7 separate regions of the Homo sapiens genome follow, and regions 1, 2, 3, 4, 6 and 7 are each linked to region 5. Evidence: chromatin contacts called from ENCODE Hi-C or POLR2A ChIA-PET data. All regions are on one chromosome and are shown on one strand. Each heading gives the region's core, a stretch centred on a gene start or an enhancer-like site at or near the end of the contact. The rest is flanking DNA. Distances are from core to core; before and after follow the strand shown.

Region 1 (3,767 bases), core at 167-2,666, 1.5 Mb before region 5:
TCAGCCCTAAAGAGGCCATAACCACATGTAACCCCCGTGAAATGTCCGCACATGGCCCCGCTCTGGCTGAGCAGGGAGAGGCAGCACAACCAGAAGGTTCCACAGGCATCCACAACCCTCCCTGGGGCTTTCCAAGAGTATCTGAGATGCCTGTAGGGTGGGAGACGTCCTTCCCCTAAACAGACAACCCTGCCACAGCTTCACAGAGGTGAGATTTCGGAAGGGAGCCCCAGGCAGAAAAAGGGACTAAATTTGGGGGCAGGAGGGTCACCGCTTTTGGGGACCTTCGTAGCCCCCGCAGGTGCAGCCCTGGGGGAGAGATCTGCCCATCGCAGCCTCCAGAGGCAGTGAGGACGCCCTGCCCAAGGGGCAAGCAACGTAGGTGATGGGGGCAGCAAAGGGGCGCAGGAGGCCTGGGCCAGGCCCAGTGATCCCACCCCTCAGGCCCTGCCCCCGGGCCTCGGCCTGCACAAATCAGGTTGATTCCCGACCTCCACAATACCCAGGGCACTGTGCTGCAGGGACACTTTCCCACAAGCCCAACCCCTCACAGCAGCACAAGGGAAGAGGCAAGAAGACCTGAGGGTGGTGGGCAGAGCCAGGCCTCCAGCACACGGAACACAGAGGGACTGCAACGGTCCTCTGTTCAGGTGCCTGAGAGCGGGATCTCCTCCGCCTCAACTGGATCTCAGCTTAAAGGCCAGCTCATTAGAGACCACTGTGACCTCCCTTCTGGGCGGCCGTCCCCAACCCTGGGCCCCACCCCCACGGCCCCCGCCTCACCCCGGGGTCCCCAGGCCACCTCCTCCTTTGCTTCATCTGCGGCCAGCTCCCCGGCGTCTGCTCCGGGCCCAGGTATGAGCCCGCGCGTCACTGCGGCCGCCGGGGCGCCGAGGCCAGTGCGGGGACACAGCAAGCCTCCCGCCTTCGGACCTTCCGCCGTGGCCCCGCGAGTGCCACAGGTTTCCACAGGGCCGGGGCACGTGGACCCGCGCAGCCTGGGAGCCAGGAACCCCAACCCCGGCGAGGGGCGCCTCGCACCCCCGTCCTCACGCAGTCCCCGAGGCCTCCCGGTGACTGCCGGGTGTGGGAGGAGGAAGGTGGCAACCAGCCCCGCAGCTCCAGTTGCTGCAGGAGCCCCCCGGGCCTCAGTCTCCAAATACGCCAAACGGGCGGGAGTGAGCCACAGGCTGTCTTCGCGGAAGACTCACAGGCGCAGGCGCAGACGGGTGCGCGCCCCTAGGGTGCGCGCGAGCTAAGACCGCGGCCCGGGGCAGGGTGTCCCCGGCCCCGCCCCCTGCAGCCCTACCGGAGCCAGCGCGCCTGCGTCGCGGGCGCACGGTGGGCGGAGTTCCCGGCGTCTCCGCCCCTTACCCGGCGTGCCCCGCGCCCGGAGGCGCTGACGTGGCCGCCGTCAGAGCCGCCATCTTGTGGGAGCAAAACCAACGCCTGGCTCGGAGCAGCAGCCTCTGAGGTGAGGGCGAGGGGCGCGGGCCGGTGTGGGCCGCAGAGACGTTGGAGCCGGCGGGGGCTGGGGACTGGCCTCGGGGCGACTTGAGGTTCGCGAAGGGCACGTCGACCCCCGCGGCGGCGGCGGCGACAGGGCCGGGCCGGGGGCGGACGCAGACGGGCCGGGCTGAGGCTGGGGCCCGGCCGGAGTCGGGGCTGGGCGGACGGGCGGGTCGGTGAGCTCCTCGCACCCCTCACAGGTTCCCGAAGTCGCTCGCGGCCGCTTGTCCTCCTCTGCCTGTCCCTGCCCCCGCCCGTCGCCCGGAAGTCCGCTTGGACGCCGGGCTCTTCTCCAGGAAACCTGGGCTTCCTGCTTCCCTCGCCTCTGCCTTTCTCGTTTCCCGAGGCCGCCCGCGCGTGGACGGTTGGGATTAGCGGCCGCGGGGGCCGGTGGGGGTCGTGGGGCCTCCCCCACCCGAGTACAGGCGAGCGAGCGGCATCCGGGCGGACCCCCGCCTCGGGGACCGGGAAACTGAGGCTCGGGCGGCCTGAGACGCCGTCAAGGTCATGTAGGTGGTGGGGGCTTGCATCTTCGCCTCCCGACTCCATCCAGTTCGTGTTTGCTGTGAAGACGGTACCGGGTCAGGGGTGGTGAGAGCGGGCGGGCAGGTGGACAGGAACCCCGTGCCCTTCCCTGTCTGCTGAACGGAATGCGTGGACCTCCGGGGGAGCCCAGAGTGCCTCCCTTCACACCAGTGAGACGCAATTTGGGGTCAGCACTCAGGGCACCGGTGGCCTCCAGAGGGCCGGTCGATCTTCGCTTTAACTCCAGGGTGGTTTCCTTGACGTTGTCGGCAGTAGATAAGAAGGCCTCTTCTGAGCTGGTGAATCTTTAACCTACCTGAATCTTTAACCTGCCTGCGGAACGACCTGCTCGCAGACTCTAGGCCGCAGAGGCCGGCCCCAGCGCTCTCTCGGAGCACAGCCTGGGTGGTTACGGCGTGTGAGATTGGGGCTGGACAGCCGTGCGCACCTAGAGTGTTAAATAACCATTCCGACGGCACCTCCTGGCACTCCCTTTCAGTCCAGGCAGCCAGTTGCTGCTTTGCAGGAATTGAGCAGAAATGCACTCGGAATCGCGGGCAGGAAAAGAAGGGAGGTCGGAGGCTTTGGATGGTCCCCGAAGTCGCCGCCTAGTTGAGAGCTGTAGAGTTGGTGCCACTGCCCCTGTTGGAGTGGGCAGTTGTAGTTCTTGTTTCAGAACTAGTGGTCAGCAGTTTTCTTTGCCGGCTGTTGCAAGGCTGGTGGTTCTGGCGTTTTCCGCAGTGTGTTGGGAGGAGTGTGAGATGCCGCGGTGCAGTTGTGTGCGGCCCCTGTGGCCCTCTGCTGTTGCGTTAGCCATTGTCTAACACGTGTGACCGCATGGATGGTGTCCTCATTTAATTTGAATTTTCACCAGCACTGCCTAGGTAGCCAGAACCATAAGGTCCTGAAATGCCGTACTATTAGCTGGGTCCAAAATTGAGAAGAATTGAGTAGTGTAAATGTTAGTCACACATCTCATTGGACACATTGTTAGAGTGTGTTGTCCATGTTTTCACATGTTGGTAGACTGGAGAATAGCTGTCACTTGTCTTCAGGCGTATCTTGTTGAAAATAAATCCAAATCACTGCAGCAGTAGGAATATGCTGTTGCCTGTGAGGCAGATTTTCGGATTTGCTAGTTGAAAAAGATTTGAAACAGTTGGTTTGGACAACAGCTGAGTCACACAATGACTGTGAGTGAAAAGCAAAAACTGGTTCTGTGCCCCTCACAGTTCTGGTTTTGTACATCATGTGGTCTAGCTATGGGCTGTACCTCTTGCACAATATGGAGAGGACATTCAGACATCTTCAACTGCTCATCTGCCCCTACGGACCAGACAGGCTTGAAACTATAGGAAGATGCATTTGACCTTTCATTTTTCAGTTCAGTAGAATTTAATATGGACTGTCAGCCGCTGCGGTGATCATGGAAGTAGACCTAAGAGAAAAAAACTTGTGCAAGTTCACACGTGGAGTAGTATATGACCATGGTTTCAGAGAACTGAAGCAGTTCTTTTTAGATTCTTCAAATTAAATGTCTCCTTGGTGTATTTAAACCTGCTGTTACTCACAGGCCAGGCTCCACCAAGCTTTCCTACACACTTCTTCCTGAGCTGTGACCATTCTCCTGAGCAAGAGGCTGCAGCCAGCCTGGGCTGGCGGGCCCATACTGTCTCTCATAGGCATTCTCTCCCCTTGACCTTTCACCTCCGTAAATTCAAGAGGGTGAAAGG
Region 2 (4,227 bases), core at 797-3,296, 1.5 Mb before region 5:
GCACTTGCTTGGAAAATCCAGTTTTAGTAAGAGCCCTACTGAGTCAGTTTAGCCAGAACCCCACACCCTGGATATCTCACCCTCGATGACATCCAACCAGGTCCCTCATCCTCCACCATCACCTGGTGACGTCTGATCACCCTGCCTGCCTAGAGCAAGGACCCTGTGAGGTGGGTTTAGCCAGACCCCTCAGCCCTGATGTCTCCTTAGTCATTCCCACCCACAGACCCCACGCTGCTCCTCGGCTTCTCCACCCTCTGCCCTGCTGTGTTGGGGTTGAGCTCCATCTCCCCCAAGGCCGCCAGGCAGGGCCCCACACCACATGATGCGCCTTGGTGCAGTCTTCCTCACTGATGTTACTACGCATCATGAGGAATTTTTTTATTCAACAGATACAAAGACCTCTGCTTGCTGGGACTCTGCACCATAAGGACACATTGAGTAAGTCTTCTTTGGTGCTTTGAGTGGAGGGCAGTGGAGAGGGGAATGTCAACAGGGTGCATGGGCCCCAGGAGGCCAGCAAGGCAGGGATGGCTTGGACCAGGGCAGTCAGACTCTAGGGCTGAAGGCTGCTGGGGCCACCTTGTAGATGTGTCACCTACTACCAGGGAAAGTGGCCACTGTACAGGGCTGCTCAGCAGGGGGTATGGGACATCACTCCTCGAGAAAGCACGGTGGGGTGGATATGTCATAGCAGTGTGTGGTTCCTGCCTAAATTGTCCTCTGTGAGTTCAGCTGTGAAGAGAGGACGAGAGTTATTGGAAGGACGTCCTGTGGTCTGGAAGGACGTCCTGTGGGAGGACAGGCTGGGCTCCAGGGGAGCTTGGAATCCTGCACTGAAGAGGACTATAGACACATGATGGGGGTGACCCTGGCCTGAAAAAAGCAGAAGTTACCAAGGATGTGATTTGAAGCTGTGATTGTGTCTCATCATGTCACACTGATTAGGGGTGCGGAGGGGTTGTGGGCTGGATGGTGCCTGTCCTTATCCGTGGAGACACTTGGGGATGGAGCCTCCTGCCACCTGCAGCTGAAGTCCCAATGGTCCAGCAAATGAAAAAAATGACACAACAGCCACACGTGGACGCTGGCGAACTGGTAGGAAAGAGGAAGCGGCCGGGTGCGGTAGCTCACGCCTGTAATCCCAGCACTTTGGGAGGCCAAAGCCGGTGAATCGCTTGAGCCTAGGAGTTTGAGACCAGCCTGGACAACATGGGGAGACCATTTCTACAAAAAAAATACAAAAATTAGCTGGTGTGGTGGCTAGCGCCTGTAGTTCCAGCTACTCAAGAGGCTGAGGAGGGAGGACTGCCTGAGCTCTGGAGCTTGAGGCCAGCCTGGGCAACATAACCAAGACCCTGTCTTTACAAAAAATAAAAATAAAAATAAAAATAAAAATAAAATGCTGATACATGCTAGACCGTGGATGGACTTTGAGAATACTATGCTGAGTGAAATAAGCCGTCGCAAACGACAAATCCCGTAGGATTCTGCTCCTGTGAGGTCCCTAGAGGAGGCACGCTCATGGAGCCAGAAGGTACAATGGGAGCTCCAGGGCCTCGGGAGTGGGTGTTTAACAGGGAGTTTCAGGTTGGGAGGATGAAGAGGTTCTCGAGATGAGTGACGGTGCCCGACATGGGTGGGTGAAAACGAGGAAGGCCACCGAATGGGACATGGGATGGCGCTTAAGAGGCCGGCAGAAACCTCGTTACCTACCGAGGGTGGAGCCTGCGTGCTGACGGATAGGCCGAGTCCCCGCCCCGAAACACACCCCGCGCACGATGCTCCGCCCCACACGCATGCCCCACCCACCCAGCAGGCACGCTCGCCCCGCCCGCCCCTTCCAGCTCGGGAGGCCCTGCTCCTCACGCACGCACTCTCAGTCGGCCTCAACCGGCGCTGCTCCGCCCCTCAGGCACGCACGTTCCGTTCACCCCTCACGCACGCACTCTGCGCCCGCCCCTTCCCGCCTCCCTCCGGCGGCCACCGCCAGGGGCCGCTGTGGCACCCGCCCCTCCCGCTTCCTTGGGCCCTTCCCGCTGCCCCACTCTTGTCCAAGATGGCGACCGCGGCGCTGCTTCGAGGCGCCACTCCGGGGCGCGGCGGCCCGGTCTGGCGCTGGCGGCTGCGCGCGGCCCCAAGGTGCCGCCTGGCCCACAGCTCCTGCAGTCCTGGTGGCGACCCAACGGCCGGAGCGGCCTGGGCCTGCTTCCGGCTGGACGGGCGCACCCTGCTGCGCGTGCGTGGCCCCGACGCGGCGCCCTTCCTGCTAGGGCTGCTGACCAATGAACTGCCGCTTCCGAGTCCTGCGGCCGCGGGGGCCCCGCCTGCTGCGCGCGCGGGCTACGCCCACTTCCTGAACGTGCAGGGCCGGACGCTCTATGACGTCATCTTGTACGGGTGAGCGCGTGCTGGGAGGGCGCTCGGGGGCGGGCACCCAGGGGAGTGGCCAGGGACCGGCACCCAGGGACAGGGCGGGCGCCCGGGGCCTGCAGAGGGCGTGGGGGGTGGGCACCCGGGGAGGGCCGGGATGGGGTGGAAGCTCAAGGGTGGGTGGGCCAGCGACTGGCACTCAGGGTCAGGCACCCAGGAGATTCCACTTGGGATGGACACCCAGGGGAAGCTCACCCAGGGCCCAGCACCCGGGGGAGGGCACCCAGAGGAGGGCTTGGCTCAACACCCAGGGATGGGTCAGCGACTCATCCAGGGGAGGCCTGGGGGCCAGCCCACCATATCAGAGCAGAGGCGTCTCTAGGTGGGCACCTCCCAAGTGGGCCATCTGGTGACCCTTCTCCCTCCGCAGGGACAAGGGGTTCAGGGGCCCCGCCTGGTGGCAGAGCTGTGTTTCTGAGTGACAGCTTGTGGTGACACTCCCGAGTTCTGTTTACCTTGTGTTTCCCTGTGTCTCCCCATAGCTGGTCACATTGGCATTTGGCTCAGTCATCTGTGCTGACATCACGACTGTCAGTGATGTTCATGCCGGGTCAGGGCCTTGACTGCTTACAGCCTTGGGTTTCCCTTGCCCAGCTTCCAGGGACCTGGATCCCTGAAACCTCCGCCCGGTGGAGTGGATCTGGTTCGCGGCCGCCTGCCTGCTGTCCCTGCTATGGCGGACCCGGTTCTTGTTCTCTTCAGCTTACTCCTGTGTTTTGGTTTCAGGGGATGGACACCTTTTTAATGACTTCCTGAGCTACGTGGGGTGAATTTTTGGACTCATTGTGTCTCTGCTAGTGGCTTTACCTGATATCCTGGCTGGGTGTAAAAATCTAGCTTGGAAATTGTCACCGACAATGTTCACATCACAACTTTGTTTTCTCGCTGCCAGCTTTTCTGAGAAGTCTGGTGCCGTTCTTATTTGTATGTGAACTGTGTTTTTCTCAGAAGCTTTTCTTTATTCTTGATGTCGTGAAATGTCATGCTGATGTGTCTTAGTTTGGGCTTTTTCCATATCACATCTCTGGGCACTTAGTGGGCTCTTTAAATCTAGAACCAGAGTTGGTGAAATACGGCCCTGAGGTCAGACCCAGCCCATTGCCGGTGTTTATAATAAAATTCTCTGGGAACCCCACCCGTTGGATTCCAGGTGGTCTGGGGCTTCTTTTTTTTTTTTTTTTTTGAGACGGAGTTTTGCTCTTGTTGCCCAGGCTGGAGTGCAATGGCACAATCTTGGCTCATTGCAACCTCTGCCTCCAGGGTTCAAGAGATTCTCCCGCCTCAGCCTCCCAAATAGCTGGGACTACAGGTGCCTGCCACCATGCCCGGCTAATTTTTGTATTTTTAGTAGAGACAGGGTTTCACCATATTGGCCAGGCTGTTTTCACACTCCTGACCTCAGGTGATCCACCCGCCTCGGCCTCCCAAAGTGCAGGGATTACAGGTGTGAGCCACTGTGCCCGGCCTGGGGCTGCTTTTGTCTGGAGTGGTAGAGTTGTGGCACGAGTGTGGCCCTCAAGCCTAAGTTATTCACTGGCCCTTTACAGAAAAAGTGTGCCCACCCTAGCTCAATAGGCTTAAATCTTCATGTCCCAGTTCAGAGATATAGTCATCATAGTCTGTCTTATGTATTCATTACATTCTGTCTAGCTGCTTTAATTTCTTCATCTTAAGAACTACATTCTTTGATTCTCTGGAGCCTTCTATGTTAGTACTTTGCTGTTCACATGTTAGCCTTACAATGATGTTGATTTTGGTCCCCAAATTCCCTTCCATATTTCTATAGTCCTCTCT
Region 3 (3,986 bases), core at 740-3,239, 1.9 Mb after region 5:
CTTCCTTTAAAAAACAAACAAAAAACTGTTTTGCCAAGTACCAAAACTATGTGTTTGCATCTGAAGCAATAAAACAAGGAGACCAGGTAGGGATGCAGGTTGTTACAGAAGTTGAAATCTATTTCCTGACAAAGGAGTAGCTACAAGTTGGAACACCTGGGGAGGCCTGGGGTAAATGCATATGCAAATAAGTGCTGGGAAAGTGCTCCTGGGATTCACCTCCCTTAAATACTTTCAGAAGTCATTACAGGTTATGAAACTTAGTGTTCTAATCATTACATTTATGGGAAAGAGTGGAAAGCAGTTCAGGTAACATAGCTGTAGTTGAACAGGCTAGGGGAGTGGTGGCTGGAGAAAGAAAAGAAATATAGTTGATCCAGGTTTTGGAAAGTTGAGATCTTGGGATGTGCTACTCCAGGAGAGTTAGGAAAAATACCCTTTTCCTCGACTATGGTACAGTACAGTAAGTATTGACTCTGAAAATGTTCGTAAGTACTGGCTTCCTTGGATCTAGAGGGAGTCACATTAAAATGGCTACATTTGTATCAGAGCTGTCTTTTATTCTTTTTGGCATGGTCAAGTCATTTCTAATCAGAGTAGGGGGAATACTGGTAGATCAGACGTCACTCAAACTCATGAGAATTATCTGTTTAACATCCACAAAGCAAGTAGCCCAACAAGCAAGGTCCCCAGGAGCCTACTTTATCCTCAAGGAATCTGCTTAGTCAATTGACGTATTCACAGGGCTGGAGAGGTATGAGTGGTGGTTACCTTCGTGCCAGAGCAGAACATGCCTTGTAGTTACTGCCATATTCTAGCCAAGTTACTCCATTTACTGTTCCTTTGTTCCTAAATTAACAAGGAGAAAAGACTGTGTGTTCAACACATGACCACAATAGAGAGGTTATTTAGAGAAAGCTTAAAATGTACTTGTGTTTTCTGTACTAGGCCTAGGGCACCCCAGTTATGAAGCCTTGGCCTGAGTTTCTCTCTAGACGGTGCTGAATTGCCATCTAGTTACCTATTCTGACACCAGGAACATGATTCTTCAACAAACATTGACGGAAGCTTACATGGGACCGGATCACAGCGCTGAGAAGCACTGGGGCTAAGGGGCGGCACAAAGTCTAGATATGGTGGCAGCACCTGCTCATAATGAAATGCCCACAGTTTAGTGGAACACAGCTGCTATTACTCACCTGTCTATCATTTTGTTTGGGAGAGCCCTGGTGGGAGAGGAGTATGGTATTTAATATTTAATTGAGCAGTTATATGTGAAAGAGCGTTTTCACGAGACTTAACTCCTTTCATCCTCAAATAACCCTACAAGGCGGGTACTATTCTATCCCTATGTTACAGATAAGGAAACTGAGGCAGAGAAGTTGCGTGCTTCATCAAGGTCACACAACCACTCCGTGGAGGCAAGTTGAACACAGGCTGTCCGGCTTCTGAGAGCCAGTGGAGAGGAGGGAGACGGTGGGAGACGGGCAGGGGGAAAAGGTGGAAGTAGACCCGAAGGGCAGGCTTGATCTTCATAAGAGAAAACAGTACTAACACCATCCACTGATTGACTCGCATATTTCCATCACTTAAAGCTCCTGGCGTCACTGCCAGGAATGGAAAGTTAAAAAACTCCCAGCTCTGTAAGGTTCTGCCTGGATCCTGAAAAAAACCTTCCCACATGCCCCGAGGAAACTCGAGGGCTCGCTTCTTTCTCACATCCCTGGCCCGGGGCACCGGAGGTCCCGCTCCGGCGGAGGAACTACAACCCCCACAGCACCGCGCGCGAAGCTGGGCCCCCCTGAGGGAAGGGTAAGGTGTCCCGAAGGTGCCTTCAGAAAAAAATTACGTACGTTTTTCGTCGCTTTCCCACGATCACACAGATCTCAGGTCCAGGAGGACGCATCGTCTTTTTAGTAACAGTGCATGCTGTGAGGCTTGTAGAGTCGCCTCTCTCTTCAGGCGCAGCAGAGGGCGGCCGCAATAGTACGCTCGCGCGGCGGTGGCGGGTGGTGGTCCTTGGACCACGCGGTGGGCGGAGCCAGCGGCGACGGCCTCCCCTCCCCTCCGGACGCAGGCCGGAAGTACGTGAGAGGAGACTTCCGGCCACTGCGTTGTAGTCGGCCCGGCTGCAAAGCGTTTTTCTGCAGGCTGTTTTCCCAGGTTCCCTCGGCCTGTACCTCGCGCACTCCTCTTGCTCCAGGTCCTTCAGTCTCCGCTCGTCTCACCGTAGGCTGTGACGACATGAGCAACAAAGAAGGTGGCGTCCTTAACAACACGGGGCGTTATTTATCCGGAGGGGGAGGTTCTCCAGTCTTTCTATGCAGTTTTCCCCTTTTCACCCTTGAAGGATGCCTTCGTCCCTTGTAGACTCGGGGGCGGCCCCTCTGTTTCTCTCCCCGGCCAGATCGGCCCTGTTTACACCTCCTTTTTTCTTAAATTTTTGAGGTGTGATTTTATCCTAGTTCAGTAATTGCTGTAATGCCAGATCATAGCACCAGTTGGTGGAAACTTGGATGATTTGCTTGGAAAGGCCTGGGCAGCGTCTCTGTCAGTCTGCGGAGAAAGCCTCTAAGGCGAGGGCCCTGTGGGTATCTGGTTTTAAAGCAAGGAGTAGGTTTGTCTATGTTGTGTTTTGCAAACTCTTGGTGATGGAAGATCCCTCTCTTTTTTTCTTCTCTATATAAGGATCAGGAGGGTTCAGGAAAAGGAAGCATGACAATTTCCCACATAACCAAAGAAGAGAAGGGAAGGATGTTAATTCATCTTCACCCGTGATGTTGGCCTTTAAATGTAAGTTCTCTGCAATGTAAGTTGAAGAAGGGGAGAGAACAAAATTATTTAGCCATGGTTATGCGCAAGAAAACAGTCCCTAAGAATTTAATGTGAAACTTTAGCTGGAGGTTTTGTGATGGCGCTAGATGTACCCTAAAAGTCTGGATTACAAAGGCCTTCACTTTTATGTCCCATTAAGAGAAATATTAGTAATCAGGTAAACATGACTTAAACACAAGAAACAGTAAACATTAATTAATATTTGACATGTCACATACTCAAGAATTGTGTACCTGATAATATTTACTCATCTGTTATATGCTAAAATATATTTTCATTTAGTGTGTATTTGTTTCCTCTACTAGACTTGAAGACAGGGACGGTATCTTTGTTTTAACTGTAACACTTAGCACAGAGTGGGAGCTTGTATCTATTAGTGAATCTCGCATATCTATATACACATATTTTCACAGTCCCCTTTTCTCAGCATATTAACTTGGACAAGTTATTCCTCAATTCAAAACAAACACAAAACAAAATCCTCTTCCTTTTGTCCCTGTCTATCCACTATCCTGTACCTTACGTTTCTGTGATTAAGGAATCTGGGAAGGGCTTAGCTGGTTGATTCCTATTTGCAATCACCTGAAGCCTTGATTGGGGCTGAAGGATCTACAGCTGTTGATAGTTTAGGCCTTTTGCCTGCAACCAGCTCTCTGTTCCTGTCCACATGAACTTCTTGTGCTGCTTGGATGTCCTTTGGTGTGGCATCTGGCCTCCTTCAGAGAGAGAGAGTGCAAGAGAGCAAGGAGGAAACCACAATCTCTATGTCCTAATCTCAGACATCAGACACTGTCATTTTTGTCACATTGTGTTTGTTAGAAGGGAGGCAGTTTTAAAAACTGTCTCACATTGAAGAGGAAGGAAGTTATGTCCCACCCTTTGGAGGGAGGAGTCTCAGGTTATTTGTGGATATATTTGAAAACCACCACAGTATCTACTGTGATCGTCAGAAGTTTAAGACAGCTGGCCGTAATTGAATAAAGAGCGTACTGATACAGAAGGTGGAGTTGCGGCTGGGTGTGGTGGCTCACGCCTGTAATCCCAGCACTTTGGGAGGCCGAGGCGGGGGGATCACGAGGCCATGAGTTTGAGACCAGCCTGGCCAACATGGTGAAACCCTGACTCTAATAAAGTACACGGTGAAACCCCGT
Region 4 (3,661 bases), core at 59-2,558, 1.9 Mb before region 5:
TGGAGCTTCCAGATGGCTGCAGCCCCCAAAGAGCCCCAGACCCTCCTCTGAGCCAGACGCTGCTGGCGGGGGAGGGGGCGGGGCAGTCTGACTACAATGGTTCTGCTTATTAGAAAGTACTGATCATGCCTATAATCCCAGTGCTTTGAGATGCTGAGGTGGATGCATCACCTGAGCTCAGGAGTTCAAGACCAGCCTGGGCAACATGGTGAAACCTAGTCTCTTTAAAAAAAAAAAAAAAAAAAAAAAAAGCCGGGAGTGGAGACGCCTTCCTGTAATCCCAGGTACTAGGGAGGCTGAGGAGATCTCTCTCAAAAAAAAAGGAAAAAAAACCATATTGACCTCCCAAAGAACAACACTTGCAGCCATGCGGAAGACAATCCAGTTTCTTTTAAACTGATTAAAGTGCCTCACGGGGAAAAATAGCTCCGTTGTGCACCCAGGGGCCACCTTCATCAGAAAGGCCTCTGGGTTCACGCAGCGCTAGGGAAGGCAGCGCCTCGGTGCGTCCCAAGCCCCATTACCTGCACAAGTGCCAGTCTTTGAGGTAGAGACAGCCCCTGGGAGAGGAGTAGCCCGCCTGTATGTACTCTTTCCAGTAGGTGATGTAGTCTCTGAGAGTCATGTGCTCTTTGGGGTTCGAGTTGTATTCCTGGACCCCACAGTTTGCAACTGGTACAACCACGTCTCCTGAAATGAAAGGCACGGTCCATGCCATCTCCCTGGGCCCCGTCCTCACTCCAAACCGTCTGCAGAGGAACTCTCCAGGGGCCACGCGCCTGGCCTCCCTCACCCTCCCTGGTGCCCCTCTCTAGGCGGGGGCCTCCCGGGCCTGGGTCCCGCCGGCCTTTCCTCCCCGCCCGGGGTCTGCGGCCGCCGCCCCACCGTAGGTCCGTAGCAGGTGGTCGAAGTCGGGCCTCCCCGCGGGCGTCACCCAGCGCCGCCGGCTGCCCCAGCCCTGCGTGAAGGCGCTGGAAAACACGCAGGGCAGGTTGGGCAGCAAGAAGCCCCGCACAAAGTCGGCGTAGGAGAAGGCGCCCGGCTCCGAGACGAAGGCTACCCGGCCCGGAGCCTGGCCGACGCCGGGGACATCGACCCCCAGGCCTCGGAAGTGGCTGTCGGCGAGGGCGCGCGTCTCGCGGTCCATCCAGCTCAGCACGGGTCGAAGGACCCTCCTCCTCACTTCCGCCGGAGCGGAAACGGTGAGGACCAGCCTCGGAACCAGAAGACGCAGGGCGCCGCGTTTCTGCCCCGCCAGCGCCTGGGGCTCCGGGCCTGCACGCATGCGCGCGGCTCGCCGCGGTCTTCACTGCGCAGGCGCCGAGCGGCCGAGGCGCCGCGGTCGGCTCTGGGACTCGTCTGGCGTCCCTCAGGTGAGCGACGGTGTTGGTCTGTTGGGCGCCCGGCCCAAGCCAAGCCGTAGCGTCCGCCCTCGGCTCAGTCCGCGCGCTGTGGCTGACACAGCCCGAGCCCTCCTTCCCGCATCCCCGGGGGGTGGGGGGTATGCGGGCTGCGCTGGGAGAGGGGCGGGGACAGAGGCGGTTCTGGGGGCGGGAGTGCGGCGGTGCGGGGGCGCCCAGGGATGATGGGACCCGGAGAGAACGGTGGGACCCAGAGGGAGAGCTGGGGGGCCCTGGGATGGTGGGATCTAGCGGAGATGGTAGGGTCCTGGAGGAGATGGTGGGGACCTGGAGAGGACGGTGGCACTTGGAGGGGATGGAGACGGGATCTGGAGGGGACGGTGGGACCTGGAGGGGATGGGGACAGTGGGGACCTGGAGAGGACGGTGGGATCTGGAGGGGATGGGTACAGTGGGGACCTGGAGAGGACGGTGGGGACCTGGAGAGGACGGTGGCACTTGGAGGAGATGGGGACATTGAGGACCTGGAGGGGACAGTGGGGATTTGGAGGGGACGGTAGCACTTGGAAGGGATGGGGACAGTGGGTTCCTGGAGGGATCAGTGGCACCTGGAGGGGACATGGGATCTAGAGAGGATGGTGGGGACCTGGAGGAAAATGGTGGGAGGGCTGGAGGGGGCAGGGTAACCTAGATGGGCGAATGGGGCCCACAGGGGACCTGGAGGGCATGGCAAGGGGCCCCAGGGGATGACGGGTGTCTGGAGAAGATGGTGGGGAATGAGGGAGGGTGTGAAATGAAGGTGTGGTGGGAGTGTGGGTAGGGATTTGGGGCTGTGTACACATGAGCAGGGCTGAAGTGGGAGGACATCGGAGTAGTGACATGAGGAGTGTTTTGCCAAACTTGCAACTGGAGTTACCCCAAAAGTGGCGGCAAGGGAGTTCCCCACACTATCCTCAGGTGGGACCAGTTGGGATACCAAAGAAAGAAGTGCTAAATGCATGGTAAGCCCAGAGCAGTTTTTTTTTTTTTTTTTTTTTTTTTTTTTTTTTTTGAGACAGTATGCAGTGGCACCATCACAGCTTACTGCAGCTTCCACCTCCTGGGCTTGATGAATTCTTTAATTCTGCTTCAGCCTCCCAAGTAGCTGGGACTACAGGCATGAGCCACTATGCCCAGCTTAGTTTTGTTTTTTTGTTTTTGTTTTTTTTTTTTTTTTTTGTAGAGACAGGGTCTCTGTGTTGCCCAAGCCGGTGTTGAACGTTTGGGCTCAAGCAATCCTTCTGCCTTGGCCTCCCTAAGTGCTGGGATTACAGGTGTGAGCCACTGCGCCAGGCCCTGCCTAGAGGTTTTGTTAGGGGAACTTTCATATAGAGTGGGCTGCGGTAGTCCTCGAGACGGGCAGTAAGGGAAAAGGGATGTCCTCCCTAGGTATGTCTCTTGGAAGGGGTGTGGGTTATGGAGTTTATAGGAAGGTTTCAGGAATTTGGCTCAGGGCCAAGGCCGTTTTCTTTGTAGTAAACCTAGATACTTTCTTCCATGCCTGGAAATGTTAAAGGCCCTGGATTGGGTTGAAGCCTGGTGGGGAAAACCTGTGGTTGGGGCACAGAGGGATCAGGGTACTCTGTGATTTTCGGCCAGGACACGAAAGTGGGGCCATGGGGGACCCTATGTGATGTATGTCTTGGTGTGCTGGAGAAATCAGCTCAAAGCTACCCACATGGATGCAGAAGGAAAGATAGCAGATTTATTGCCCCCGAAGCCTGGCAGGCTGTGTGCACATAGGTGCTCTGCGAGAGAGTGCAGAGTCTGGGCAGCATTTCCCAGGCGTCTTGACAGGGAGGTGGAAGGAGGAACAGTTAGAACCGCTCATCTCTCCCAGAGAAATGAGAGGCAGCTTGTGCTGGTTTGCACACAGTGCGAGGCCTTTGAGTTAGGTTTGGAGGTCTGATGACATTCTAGGGGCCATCAGACCATGACTGTGTCTTGTAAAATCTGGACACTGGGCTATCTCATTCCAGACCAAACAGAGGCATCCTAAGCGGGAGAGGGGCACCTGCCTTCCCTTTATGAAGCAATGGAAATGTTGTTTTATTTACTCTTATAAGTGGGGATATGGGAGGTTCTAGGAGTGCTGGGGCTCTGAGCCTTGCTGGAAGACTCTTTCCAAGGGGTGTGAGGTTTACCCAGGAGAACAGGGAGGAGCAGAAGAGGGAGGACCAAGGTCTGAGGAGTTGGAGGGAGGACTAGGAGGAAAGTGAGTTTTGGGAGTCTGAGTCCAGGTAAAGGTGGGATATGAGGGCA
Region 5 (4,236 bases), core at 564-3,063:
CCTAGAAGGTATTTTGCCAAAAAGGAAACGATAATAGCTAACATTTAGCTATTTTCATACACATCATTCTTTTTCTGGGTACCTTTAAAAAGGTCGTTTTTTGGGAGGCTGAGGCGGGAGGACTGCTTGAGCCCAGGCCTGGGCAACATAGAGGCACCCTGTCTCTTAAAGATAAAAAAAAATCCACGTTTAAGTTATTCCTTATCATCGCATTTTATAGATGAGGAAACTACAGTTCAGAGAGGTTATGCAGATGGCTACATGGTTTCCATCCTAGGTCTACTGTCACCAAGCTCTATCCACTACATTATGCTGTTCCAAAGTTTAAAGATGTGGCCAGATGCATTTAACCTATTAAGCACAAAACTCCCTTTCCTACTCCCCCTTCCAAGTAGAGCTGTGACCAGGAACTGGGGCACAGCCTCCGTGTCCTCCCCTACATCCCCAACTCAGGTGTTGGCACACTTGAATCGCCTGATATAAGACACGCTCCGCACTTAATGTTCCTCTCAGCACAGCTCCCAACTGCTTGTTAGCAGGAGTCACCATTCCGAGATTCCAATCTGCAAGGTCAGTTTAGGTACAGTAATTTAAGACAGACACTGCATGGGACTGGCACTTACCTTCTGATCCCAGAACCACAAAGACTGCGAGATCCGCATTACAACGACTTTCACAACTGATGGGAGAACTGCATGTAGCGTTCCTGCACTCCACTTCCGCTAAGTCTAAAATGACACCACTGTTTCTAACCATCCACTCACTTCGGACCAACGCCTTATCGAATACATTTTCAAAAGCCTGGCAGCTTCGCGAGCTGGAGGTGGTGAACCCGTCCCACACCATGGGCGCACCAACCTTACCTTGCTGTCATGAGGCAACGAGCCCCGAGAGACACCCTTGCAGGTAAGCACTCTCCTGCAGCAGCTAGTCTAACTCTGGCTCCCCCGTGTCACACGCGGAGATCGACTCCACACCCACCCACGCACGATCACCATGTGCAAAGTTGAATCCCGACTTCGCCGCAAAGACATTTCCTTTTCCCCTACATGCAAAGGAGCTGTGGAGCCGTGCTCCCTGCTTGGCTGTCGGGCACTGGGATACCTTCCCCGCGGGCGCCCGCCACCTCCTCCCCGAGCCCGGCATCCAACCCGCAGGACCCACCCCTGCGCAGGAACGCGACGCCAGTCCAGGTGTAGCCGCCGACTGCAGGCCACGCCGCCGGCCGCAGCCCGGGACTCGGGAGGCCGAGGGCGGAGGCGCGGCCGTCGCGCCCGCGCAGAGCCGCCCGCCGCCCCCCAGCCCCGCCTCCCGCGCCCCACCCCCACCGCCCGCCGGCGGGAGCCAAGGCGCGCCCCGCCGAGGCCCCACCGCCCCGGCCCCCGCCCGCCCGCGCGCGCGCGCGCCTCGCGACCCTCCCGGCCCTCCCCGCCCGTGCTCCCGGCACTCACTGAACATCCCAGGCGGCTCCGGCTCCCCCCGCCGCCGCCGCCTCCGGGATCGGGTTGCTTCCGCCTCCGTCGTCTCTGCCGCAGGGTCTCACTCCGACGGCCGGCTCAGCTGGGCCCCCGCGCCCCGCGCCCCGCCGCCCCCGCCGCCGCTCTGGGCGGCCGCTCCATGACTGACTGACACGGAGCGGGCCGCGGGCTGGGCCGCTCGGGCCTCCAACGCGCAACCGTCTCCGCCAATGGGCGAGGCGCCTCGGCGCTCGGCTGGCGACGCCTGGCGTGCGTGCAGCCCCTCCCCGCTGCGCCGCCGGCGTCCGGCGGAAGGAGCGCGGGTACCGGTCCCACGTGGTGGGGACGCGGGACCCGTACAGCGGCCTCCGCCGCACCGGGACAGCAGCCGCCGCCGCTGCCGCCGTCCTCCCCTGTCTACCCGGAGCTGTCTCGAGCTGAGCCCCCTACCGGGCCGGATCCCGAGGTGAGTCCCCCACCTGCGGTCAGCCCCTGCGGGCAGCCAGGTCCCGAGGTGAGTCCCCCCACCCGGGGCTGGTCCAGAGGAGATCCCCCTACCTAAGGCCGGGCCCAGATGGGGGGCCCCCCAACCCTGCCCAGTTCCGGTGCCGCCAGCAGACTCTGGGCTGGAGCGGCTTCGGCACGCTCCATTCGCGAAGGCGAACTCCCTCCTGGCTCCTAGCTGCTCTCCCCTGGTTCTTGTTGCTTGGTCTCTTTCTGCTGGGCAGGGAGTGCTGGCAGGGCTGTGCTGTCCGCCCTGGACTTCGCATTGCCCGGTAAGGGCGGTTGGAGGCCCGGAGAGCCGAACTCTGGCGGAGCCGGGGAGAGCATCTCGGTTGTCTTTGTAGCCAGTTCAGCAAACACCTGTTATGCACTTTGTAGCTGTCGCGATGGCGGTTCTATGGTATTGAACTTAGAAAGTCAGGCATCGTTGAATTCGTTTTGGACATTTTGACAAAATAGGAAAACTGACAGCACTTGACGTTCTTGTTCTCTGCAGTAGAGTGAAGGATAACTTAATTTCTAAAATGAAAACGTCTTAACGTTCCTTTTTACTATAACTTTTAGGAAACTCAAAGCCAAGTTTACCCAGTTTAATAGTAACTGTAGGTGTTTGGTATGTTTGCTACCCCCGAGATTTCATGGTTTTTTGTTTTCTATTTTTAGTCTTTTCCTTGTGCAAGTATCTCTTGTAGAGTCTTTTTTGAAGTGTATGTGCGTTGTAAATTTATACACGACTGAATAAAAGTGTTAGTGGAAGGTTACTGTTGCAGCTGAAATAACTGTATTCCTTTGGGGTTTTCTTTTTCACTTGGAGACATATTACTTTCTCCGGATATTGCTTATGTATCTTTTCCTCTTTCAATTTGAAACCATGTATGAATGACTCTTTCCACAAGTAATGTAATCACTGATTTTGGCCTTGTTGAATTCCTGAACACTCACCTTTGTGGAAGTGATGTTTGATCATAGCTGGAATACATATAGTCCATCTTCTGTGTGTGCAGTCCATCTTTTGCTTGCTTTTGTCTGAATTTCCCCCAGAAAATTCTGGAGTCAAGCATCTTGTATGTAGATTTACCCCGACAAATCTGTTGATTCATTAAAAACTTTTAAAAGAATACATATTAGGTAAACAAGATACAGTACTGCAATACTGTTGGTTTTCTGGTGCCTGCTCAGTCTGACATTGTTATAGTATTTTTTTTCCCATTGTTTTTAAATTTTAGATAAAGCCTAGCCATGGCTGCTGTTTATTCTGGCATTTCCCTTAAGCTTAAAAGCAAGACAACTTCCTGGGAAGATAAACTAAAACTAGCTCACTTTGCTTGGATTTCTCACCAGTGCTTTCTTCCAAATAAAGAACAAGTAAGTTTAATGTGAAACTCATATTTTTACAGTCTGTCAAGATAATTATCACTTTTATAATTTGGATATTGACAATTGGTTAAAATAAAAAAATAGAGAAAAAGTTGGGGAGGGAACTTTGTTGGAAGTTAAATGTAATGTCAATGAAAAAAGTAATGAGTCAGGTACTTCATTAATACATTTTTTTTTTCTGTTAAAAAACCTCATTTAGGTCGGGGACAGTGGCTCATGCCTGTCATCTCTATTTTGGGAGGCCAAAGCGGGGGATCGCTTGAGGCCAGGAGTTCTAGACCAGACTGGACAACATAATGAGATCCCATCTCTTAAAAAAATTATATATATTATATATGTATATATATGTATATATACATATATAATATATATATAATATATATAGTATATGTATAGTATATATGTATATAATATATATAATATATATGTATATATATTATACATATACATATTATATATGTATATATATTATACATATACATATTATATATGTATATAAATTAGTCAGACATGGTGGCATGTGCCTGTAGTCCTTACTACTTGGGAGGCTGAGGTGGGAGGATCCCTTGAGCCCAGGAGTTTGAGGCTGCAATGAGCTATGATTGTGCCACTTTCACTCCCAGCCTGGGCGATAGAGCAAGACCTTGTCTCTTTAAAATAAATGAACCCACCGAATTTAGCATTTCTTTTGTTTGGAGACATTATATTACAAACTAAGTATATGCATTAATGAACACATTGGGAATTAAGTTACAGAAGTTAGGTTCTGAAAGTCCATTGATAGCTGCATTTGCTTATAAATCCAAAGTGATGTTTCTTAAACTGTTGGTTGGTGGTGCTTTGTTAAAAGTCTTCCGCATTGGATAAATTGAAGGTTGGGAAGTAGAGAAATGTTAGT
Region 6 (3,961 bases), core at 543-3,042, 1.5 Mb before region 5:
ACAAGCAGGCCCCATCCAGATGAAGCCACCACCCACAAGTGCGTCTTTAAATCAGTTAAATCAAACTACAAATTCCACTCCTCAGTTACGTAGTCACGTGGCCAGTGGCTACGTGGGTTAGAAACAGATGCAATATCCCCATCTCCACAGCACGCCCCTGCCCCACCCCAGCCGTGCCCTTGGCAGGTTGACACCTTCCTACCTGCACCCACCAGGCCACTCTTAGGGTCAGGCCCAGGCTCACCATCCAGGAGAAGCCCTGGAGGTGCCACCCACGGCAGGAAAAGGCCCCGCCCCAGGTCCTGAGTGCCCTCCCACGGCACAGCGCCCGACCACTGCCAGTACTTAGGACCTCTCTTCAAGGGTGACCCGAGAAACTCCCCTAGAGAAAAACCTAGGAGTAACTGGGACAGGAAGTAAAGTAGGGCAGGCCACCCGCCGGGCCGGTGCGCCAAGAGAAGCTGCCACCTGCCCGAGTGGGAGCCGCTCCGGTCCTCCCGAGACCCCCCACCCCGGGGCACAGCTAGCCCAGGTGGCACAGCCTCACCTGCTTTCCGTCTGATCCTCCGCCCGCGGCTTCCTCCTGGCCGAGGCTGCCGAGGTCCCGGGCCCGCCGCTCTCTACGCGGTGATGCTGCGGGAGAAGCGAGCTCTGCGGAGGAGTCTGCGGGCCGGCCCCACACCACGCCCCGCAGCGCCCCGGGGAGCTCCGTTCAGTGCCCCCGCCCCGCCCCACCCCTGTTAGCCCCTGCTGCGGTCAGGCGGGGCGGGGGATTACCGTGAACACAGACAGCCCCAGTTTGGCGGCCTCCTTGTCCTCTCGGGACATCGCCACGCGGCCCACGGAGCCACTGCAGGGACATGGCGATGAAGACAGTACGGCAGGGGTCCGCCTCACCCGAGCAATCGAGCCCAGTGCTGCCCTCCCCTGGAAACCCGCCCGCACCTTGCGCTCCCCAGCCCCAGCAGCCGGTCCACGCCCTTCTCCTCGGGGTCGCCTCCTTCCCGCTTGCAGACCTCCGCGAAGTCCTGCAGGTGCGAGAGCACAGGGAGCGCTCGAGTCGGCCCCACACCCACGGCCCTCCACGCGCCCCCCACCCCGGGGAGTTACCTCCTTGCTCAGGCCCGTGGGCTGCTTCTTCACGTTCTTGTAGCCACTGCGAGAGGGCCGGGGCAGGCGTCAGGACGGACGGACCTCCTCCCACCACAGGTCCTCACCACTCCAGCCTTCGTCCTCAGGGTCCCGCCCGCGCGAGTCCCCGCAGCCCCGCTCCCGCCCAGCCCGACCCCCAGTCCCCGGCCCCGGCCCCACCCTGCCCCGGCAGCGCCGTCCCAGGCACCGACCGCTGCCGTCCGCGGACACTCACAGGGCGGCCAGCAGCGCCTCGCGCTCCGCCTCCCGCACGGCTGCCAGTTCCTCCTCGCGGCTCGGGCCCGCGCATGGCGCCCGGCCCTTGGCGTACCAGGTGAGGTCGCGGCCCTTCTGCCAGCGGCCTACCGGCGCCATCAGCGAGTTGCCTGCGGACGTAGACGCTGTGAGTCCAGCGCCCGCCCGGGATCCCGGAGCCCGGAGCCCGGAGCCCGCCCACCGCGCGCACCCACCCAGGTAGTTCTCCCGCTGCTTGTCAGTCTTCACGTCCTCCCAGTTGAACTGGTCCTGCCCGCCGCGCACGCCTCCACGACTGGAGCCGAACATGGCGCCGGGAAGGCAGTTGCCTGGGGCCTGCGGCTTGCAACCTGCAACCCGCAACCCGAGACCCGCTACCCACTACCGTCGGACCCAGGCCCGACCCCGCCTCCGCGTCGCGCGCCGTGACGTCACTCCCGCGCCCACTCGGCTTCGCCGCGCGCCTCTGCGCAGCGCACTGCCCCGGATCTGTGCTCCCGCGCATCACCTCCACGTCGGCTTTGGGCGCCTGCGCACTGCGCCTACCCTGCCGGGCGCGGGAACGCCTCTGAACTGGAAGTTTAAAAATGGTTAAAACGGGGCCGGGCGGAGTGGCTCTCGCCTGTAATCCCAGCAAGTTGGGAGGCCGAGGCGGGCGGATCGCTTGAGGTCGGGAGTTCGAGACTAGCCTGTCCAACATGGTGAAACCCGGTCTCTACTCAAATACAAAAATTAGCCGGGTGTGGTGGTGCACACCTGTAATTCCAGCTACTCAGGAGGCTGAAGCAGGAGAATCACTTGAGCCGGGAGGCAGAGGTTGCAGTGAGCCGAGATCGCGCCACTGCACTCCCGCCTGGGCGACAGAGCGAGACTGTCTCAAAAATAAGAAGTTAAAATGGGCCAGGCGCGCGCGCGCCCCTGTAGCCCCAACGCTTTGAGGCTGAGGCGGGAGGATCTCGAACCCAGGACTTCGCGCCACTGCACTCCAACCTGAACGAGTGAGCGGACCCTGTCTCATAAAAAAAGAAAAAAGAAAACACACAAGATGCGCCTAGTTAACACCGCCAATTGGTCACTGCTAGTCGCGATTCCATATCGGGAGCTTAACAAGGTAATGACCTTAATGATTTGTGGAATTTCTGAGTATTACCCAGTAAACTTCTGGATGAACCAGCAGCTACCCAGACACCCTCAGAGCACTGGTCCTATCCCTGCCGTGTTAAACTGAATGTGCACCCTAACTCCCATGTGAAATCCTCACCCCAAGGCGTTGGTGCTTCGGAGGTGACTAGGTCATGAGGACAGAGCCTTCATAAAAGGGACCCCAAGAGCTTTGTGCAGCTTTCTACTGTGTGAAGGCAGCGGGAAGGAAGTCTGCAGTCTGGAAGAAACCCCTTACCAGAACCTCAGCGTGCTGGGCACCCTGATTTTGGAGGTTGTGACGTACCCCTGCTTCCCCTTTCCACTTTCATTCCCAGTGCTGACTGAGAAACAGAGTCCCTTGGCCACTCTGTGACTTCGCCAACTGTATAATTTCCTCTGCAGACTTGAACCCGAGCCATAGCCATGAACGTTCCCAGGCACAGATGACAGTAACTAGGTTGTTGCTCAAAACACAGAAAGAAACTGGACTCAGCCTGAGCCAGATTCCTCAAACCCTCATATAAATTCCATTCACCAACCCCCTCCCCCACGGACATACCTAGAGAGAACTTCATTTCTCTCACTGCCTATTGCAAGAACTGCTGCAGCCCACTCTGTACAAAAGCCCCACGAATAAATGCTCTGGGCGAATCACCCTGGCATGCTCAATCTGTAGAATCCTAACCAGCCCCATCTCAGGATGGTGTGGGGCACTCCCTTGTGGGAACTCTACTGCCACCACTTTTGGGGCAATTCCAGCCACAGGTTGAACTGGATGAAATACAGGTCTACTGTCCTGTGGGAAATTTCTGTTTCTTAGTGACCCAGTCCATGGGTCAGGCTGTTAGAGCAGGCTGGCAGACAGCCACACGTCTGGCTCATCTATCTACTTAGCAAGTACTGGCTGCCATCTCCCTCATGAGGCACTGCATGAGCTTTCATCATGGAGCAGGTGCATGGCGAGGGCAGAGCAGCAGGCCACAGCCAGGCACACAGAAGGTGACTGGCCGACTCCCAGGAAGGCTCCCTGGGGTGTAGGGCATCATCTCCTGGGTGCCATTGCAGCTTGCCAGGCCAGGGTGGACTTGGGCCATGTGGGCAGGGCCCAGCTGTGGAGTCTGACCACTGACTGGATGTCAGGTGTGGTGGAGAGGGGATAGCAGGGCCAGGTGGACATTGGGCAGGAGTCCAGGACGGCTCTGAGGCTCTGGTCTGGGCAACTGTGAGGATGAAGCAGCCACCTGTCAACATGAGGACCAGGTTTGTGGGGAAGACCTGGTCAGTTTTGAGCCCATTAGCCTGACAAGCCGTAGGCCACAGGAGGAGGGGTCACCAGGGTGGAGGTTGCATGGCCTGTGCCTGCTGGGTGGAGGCCCAGCTGGGGGCACTGGTCACAGTGGTGTCCTCTGTGACAGCAGCGAAGCTGGACCCA
Region 7 (3,711 bases), core at 462-2,961, 1.7 Mb after region 5:
TCGAACTCGCTCCTCCACTTTGGCCCTTAGTTCTTTTACAGGAGGTGGGCTAGGTTTATCTTCCAGGTAATGGTTCAATTTATCCAGCAGGTCAACCGCCCCTTCAAAGTCTCTCTGCGCAATGCAGACATCCAGGTCTTCAGGTAACTCCTGGATCCATTCCATGGAGAGGTCCACCTTCTCTTCCTCTACCTCAGGAACAGCTGGTTCTTCTTCTTCGTCATCCTCAAATGGGTTAGTGGCCTTGGAAGTCACTTGGGGTGGCCCTCGAGGGGCCGCTGCCTCCTCCTGCTCCCTTCGCCTTTTCTCACTGAGGGCCCTCTTGGTGTCCTCCAGCACTTCCAGCCACTCTCGTTTGATTTTAGCATTTTCGGCCTGGAAAATACGGCTCTCGGGGAACATAAGCAGCTTGAACATGTCCTTCATGGGCGGGTTGTCCTTGACATTGACTACGGCCAAACCATCTAGGGAATAGAGAGCGTTGTAGCGATACATCCCACGCCGCTGAGGCAGCCAGGTAGCCACCAACAAGCAATCGTTCATGAGAAAGCCGTGCACCCGCTGCAGTTGGGCCATGTGGTCCGCATCGTATTCCACTAGGTCCCCATTGTACACCAAGTACTGTCCCGGCGTCTCCAGCAGATGCCTGCAGCCTTCCACCTTCTCAAGCAGGGTGGTGAGAGTGCGCTGCTTTCCTTCCTCGCCTGGACCGGAGCCGTCGCGGGAGGCACCCCCGGGGGTGGAGAAAAAGCCGGCCTGGCCTCGGAGGTGGTCTCGGCCCCCCGCCCCACCGACTCCCTCCTCCCCTCCAGAGGCGGCGGCGGCTCCGGCGGCAGCAGCGGCAGGCAGCAACGTAAGCGGGATGCTCTCCAGGCTGCTTTTCTGCTCGGTCAGCAAATGGCTGAGCTGGTACATCTCGCTCTCCAGGTAGGAGATCTCGCGGGCCGTCTCTATGAACTGCCGGTAGTTCTGGTAGACGTTGCGCTTCAGGTTCTGCGCCGTCTCCTCCGCCAGCGCCTGGATGCGCTGCCGGTGCTCCTGGAGGTCCCGGTCCCCATCCGACTGCTGCGAGAGCTGCTTCACGTACAGCCGCGCCTCAAAACCCCCTGACTCCAGCTGCCGACGCAGGCGGCTCGCCCCACTGTCCGACATCGCCATCGCCATTTCTCTCCGGGTCTCACGCACTCACTGTCACTATCGGCGCCGCAGCCGCCGCGGCTGTCTAGACCCACCCAAGGCCAACCGAGCTCCTGGGCTGAGGAAGCAGGAATGGGAACGAGACGAGTACGCCTGCGCCGGGTCTGAGCGTCAGACACTGCGCCTGCGCAAGTGGGCCGAGCGCAGACATTGCGCCTGCGCAGCAATGCCATCGGTTAAAGCGCATGCGCAAGATGAGCTATTGCGGAAGTGAGGGGAGGGAGAGGCCGAGAGAAATTTCGGTACTGCGCATGAACCGAGCGTGACGTTGAGGTTTGAAATAACCGGCAAAGAGTAAAGGCTGAAACTAGCTTCCTGAAAGCTTCGTAGGGCCCGAGCCCTGTGAGCCCAGGTTCTGCGCCCACTAGGAGGTGTCATGCTGACTGCTTTTTTTAAAGCCCTAGAATCTTGGCTTCGGCGTTTGGGGTAAGCTCCGTTCTCGTTCTCAAGCGCGTTTCCGCGAACTCTCGCGGGATTGACGGGCCGTCTCGAGAGCCGGCATCTCCTAGGAGCTAGTCCTGGTCCTCGGCTAGGCGGCTTGGGGTCGCGGCGTAACTGGGGAGCCAGCCTGACGCCGGCGGACCCCGCCTGTGATCCTGGCAACGATGGATGATGACTTGATGTTGGCACTGCGGCTTCAGGAGGAGTGGAACTTGCAGGAGGCGGAGCGCGATCATGCCCAGGAGTCCCTGTCGCTAGTGGACGCGTCGTGGGAGTTGGTGGACCCCACACCGGACTTGCAGGCACTGTTTGTTCAGTTTAACGACCAATTCTTCTGGGGCCAGCTGGAGGCCGTCGAGGTGAAGTGGAGCGTGCGAATGACCCTGTGAGTTCCGAGCCCCGCTGGGGAAAGAGGCGGGACTGGCAGCTTTCCTGCAGCCCCCGGCCCTGGTTTTCTCTCCTTTCTCTAGTCCGACGGTCCCAGGGGGCGTTAAATGAGGGGAGTCTGGTTTTGGACCTGGCAATTCCTGCCTCGGCGTGTTTCTGTCTTCCTTACCTTTTCTCCCACTCGAACAATAAGAAAGCTGTGTAGACCACACCGCCACGGTTGGACTCAGGGCCGTAACAAAAAAGAGATTTTTATTTGAATCTCACTTCACTTGAAAATAACAAGTTCCTGATTTGCCTTATGATAGTGCTGTAGGACCCAGAAGGGAGAAGCAACCAAATCTGCACCTAAGAAAGTGCTGAGGACGCAGAGTAACTGCCAAAGGATGTGTGTTCTCCTCCTCTATTCCCGTTAGGAAACCCACTTTAGTTAGCTCGTGTGTTGCATTGGGGATCTTCAGTGATGCTTTTAAAACGATTCTTTTTCTACACGCTAAATTTCAGAAATCCCTATTTGAAATAATAATCTACTCCTGCACGTGAACAGGGTTAAGTTTAAGATACAGTTGTATCCCAGCATGCTTGTTTTTGAGTTGATAGAAAACAACCTACTGTCAAACAAATTAAGATATGATATTAAATTGTGTTTAAAGTACCAATTTCCTTTATACAGGCGTCTGTTATGATTTTGGAGATATGCTACTGGAGATATCTGCTTGTTAATAACACCGAACTGTAACTTGTCGGAAGGAGACTGGGAGTAGCAGAATAGGATTGCCTTTGAGCTGTTGCAGCCTAGCTAGGGCAAGGGGAGCTGCAGTTGGGCCATGTGGTCCGCATCGTATTCCACTAGGTCCCCGTTGTACACCAGGTACGGTCCTGGCGTCTCTAGCAGGTGCCTGCAGCCTTCCACCTTCTCAAGCAGGGTGGTGAGAGCACGCTGCTTTCCTTCCTTGCCCGGCGGGGATCGGAGCCATCGCGGGAGGCGCCCGCGGGGGTTGTAACTAATTAATTAGGTGAAATGCAAGTATCTGCTAACCAAGGGGGGTATACTTTCATGAAAGCCATCTGCCAACTGAGTTAGTGTGAACTGCCCAAGAATGTGTAAGGACTTGGGCATATTTGGCCAATGTAACACATTTTTATGGTGATTGTTTTCTAGGTGTGCTGGGATATGCAGCTATGAAGGGAAGGGTGGAATGTGTTCCATCCGTCTCAGCGAACCCCTTTTGAAGTTGAGGCCAAGAAAGGATCTTGTAGAGGTATTTTTCGTGTAAACTTGCTTCCTAGCGCAGTAATTTACAAATACTTGTCAATGATTTAGACTGCTGTGAATTCGCCTGTATGTATCGTTAAAAAAAGTCACTTTGCCCTCAGTGAAAGCTTGAATTATGGGGCAAACAATAATGAACACCTTATGTTTTTTATAGTGCTTCATAGTAAAAAAAAAAAAAACAAAAAAAAGGCTTCTAGGGGCCGGGCACGCTGGCTCACGCCTGTAATCCCGACACTTTGGGAGGCCGAGGCGGGCGGATCACGAGGTCAGAAGATCAAAAACATCCTAGCCAACACGGTGAAACCCCGTCTCTACAAAAAAAAAAATACAGAAAATTAGCCGGGCGTGGTGGCCGGCGCCTGTAGTCCCAGCTACTCGGGAGGCTGAGGCAGGAGAATGGCATGAACTGA

What was found. Hi-C counts contacts between places; a loop is a spot of excess contacts on that map. ChIA-PET counts read pairs that join two places held with the same protein, here RNA polymerase II (POLR2A). Pooled maps may share reads with other maps.
Region 1: a loop to region 5 is called in a map of gastrocnemius medialis, with 6 times the contacts of the local background. The contact joins the promoter of ARF1 here to the promoter of URB2 in region 5. A Hi-C loop is called at or near these places in 2 of 168 maps with a recorded cell type or tissue (CD4-positive, alpha-beta memory T cell and gastrocnemius medialis) and 7 of 50 pooled maps.
Region 2: a loop to region 5 is called in a pooled map, with 10 times the contacts of the local background. The contact joins the promoter of IBA57 here to the promoter of URB2 in region 5. A Hi-C loop is called at or near these places in 2 of 37 single-sample maps with no recorded cell type and 9 of 50 pooled maps. POLR2A ChIA-PET finds 5 or more read pairs at or near these places in 1 of 52 experiments (GM10248).
Region 3: a map of CD4-positive, alpha-beta T cell shows a loop between it and region 5 (28-fold over the local background). The contact joins the promoter of TSNAX-DT here to the promoter of URB2 in region 5. A Hi-C loop is called at or near these places in 2 of 168 maps with a recorded cell type or tissue (CD4-positive, alpha-beta T cell and naive thymus-derived CD4-positive, alpha-beta T cell) and 8 of 50 pooled maps.
Region 4: a loop to region 5 is called in a map of CD4-positive, alpha-beta T cell, with 5 times the contacts of the local background. The contact joins the promoter of SNAP47 here to the promoter of URB2 in region 5. A Hi-C loop is called at or near these places in 2 of 168 maps with a recorded cell type or tissue (CD4-positive, alpha-beta T cell and naive thymus-derived CD4-positive, alpha-beta T cell) and 6 of 50 pooled maps.
Region 6: a map with no recorded cell type shows a loop between it and region 5 (5-fold over the local background). The contact joins the promoter of C1orf35 here to the promoter of URB2 in region 5. A Hi-C loop is called at or near these places in 3 of 37 single-sample maps with no recorded cell type and 6 of 50 pooled maps.
Region 7: a loop to region 5 is called in a pooled map, with 10 times the contacts of the local background. The contact joins the promoter of SPRTN here to the promoter of URB2 in region 5. A Hi-C loop is called at or near these places in 7 of 50 pooled maps.

The regions. Positions count from the first base shown.
Region 1 is chr1:228,081,292-228,085,058 of GRCh38, forward strand. ARF1 (ARF GTPase 1) reads left to right here and starts at 1,417. Exons shown (of 5, transcript NM_001658.4): 1 at 1,417-1,474. RefSeq lists silencers at 714-843, 854-1,673, 1,704-1,803.
Region 2 is chr1:228,163,758-228,167,984 of GRCh38, forward strand. It overlaps IBA57 (iron-sulfur cluster assembly factor IBA57), which reads left to right and starts at 2,047. Exons shown (of 3, transcript NM_001010867.4): 1 at 2,047-2,400. The coding sequence starts at 2,060. IBA57-DT (IBA57 divergent transcript) reads right to left here and starts at 1,755. Exons shown (of 2, transcript NR_103540.1): 1 at 1,717-1,755; 2 at 329-735. It overlaps LOC124904534 (a long non-coding RNA gene), which reads left to right. Exons shown (of 2, transcript XR_007066913.1): 2 at 393-1,425. RefSeq lists an enhancer at 1,632-2,534 and a silencer at 1,639-2,678.
Region 3 is chr1:231,526,567-231,530,552 of GRCh38, forward strand. It overlaps TSNAX-DT (TSNAX divergent transcript), which reads right to left and starts at 1,990. Exons shown (of 3, transcript NR_173106.1): 1 at 1,854-1,990; 2 at 772-849. TSNAX (translin associated factor X) reads left to right here and starts at 2,103. Exons shown (of 6, transcript NM_005999.3): 1 at 2,103-2,260; 2 at 2,689-2,793. The coding sequence starts at 2,245. TSNAX-DISC1 (TSNAX-DISC1 readthrough (NMD candidate)) reads left to right here and starts at 2,087. Exons shown (of 16, transcript NR_028393.1): 1 at 2,087-2,260; 2 at 2,689-2,793. RefSeq lists enhancers at 1,370-2,191, 1,660-2,859.
Region 4 is chr1:227,734,127-227,737,787 of GRCh38, forward strand. SNAP47 (synaptosome associated protein 47) reads left to right here and starts at 1,309. Exons shown (of 5, transcript NM_053052.4): 1 at 1,309-1,373. JMJD4 (jumonji domain containing 4) reads right to left here and starts at 1,176. Exons shown (of 6, transcript NM_023007.3): 1 at 886-1,176; 2 at 525-690. The coding sequence starts at 1,147. RefSeq lists silencers at 698-897, 1,358-1,647.
Region 5 is chr1:229,624,434-229,628,669 of GRCh38, forward strand. URB2 (URB2 ribosome biogenesis homolog) reads left to right here and starts at 1,814. Exons shown (of 10, transcript NM_014777.4): 1 at 1,814-1,923; 2 at 3,188-3,326. The coding sequence starts at 3,201. It overlaps TAF5L (TATA-box binding protein associated factor 5 like), which reads right to left and starts at 1,689. Exons shown (of 5, transcript NM_014409.4): 1 at 1,452-1,689. RefSeq lists enhancers at 598-647, 2,308-2,387 and silencers at 1,138-1,327, 1,418-2,117.
Region 6 is chr1:228,101,533-228,105,493 of GRCh38, forward strand. C1orf35 (chromosome 1 open reading frame 35) reads right to left here and starts at 1,793. Exons shown (of 8, transcript NM_024319.4): 1 at 1,602-1,793; 2 at 1,367-1,517; 3 at 1,111-1,156; 4 at 946-1,028; 5 at 778-850; 6 at 548-633. The coding sequence starts at 1,695. RefSeq lists enhancers at 1-559, 560-1,279, 1,280-2,000, 2,001-2,720 and silencers at 628-707, 958-1,127, 1,288-1,557.
Region 7 is chr1:231,336,582-231,340,292 of GRCh38, forward strand. It overlaps SPRTN (SprT-like N-terminal domain), which reads left to right and starts at 1,712. Exons shown (of 5, transcript NM_032018.7): 1 at 1,712-2,023; 2 at 3,188-3,287. The coding sequence starts at 1,803. It overlaps EXOC8 (exocyst complex component 8), which reads right to left and starts at 1,271. Exons shown (of 1, transcript NM_175876.5): 1 at 1-1,271. The coding sequence starts at 1,164. RefSeq lists enhancers at 573-1,448, 996-1,045, 1,086-1,145, 1,449-2,323, 1,726-1,925 and 1 more and silencers at 706-875, 2,947-2,996.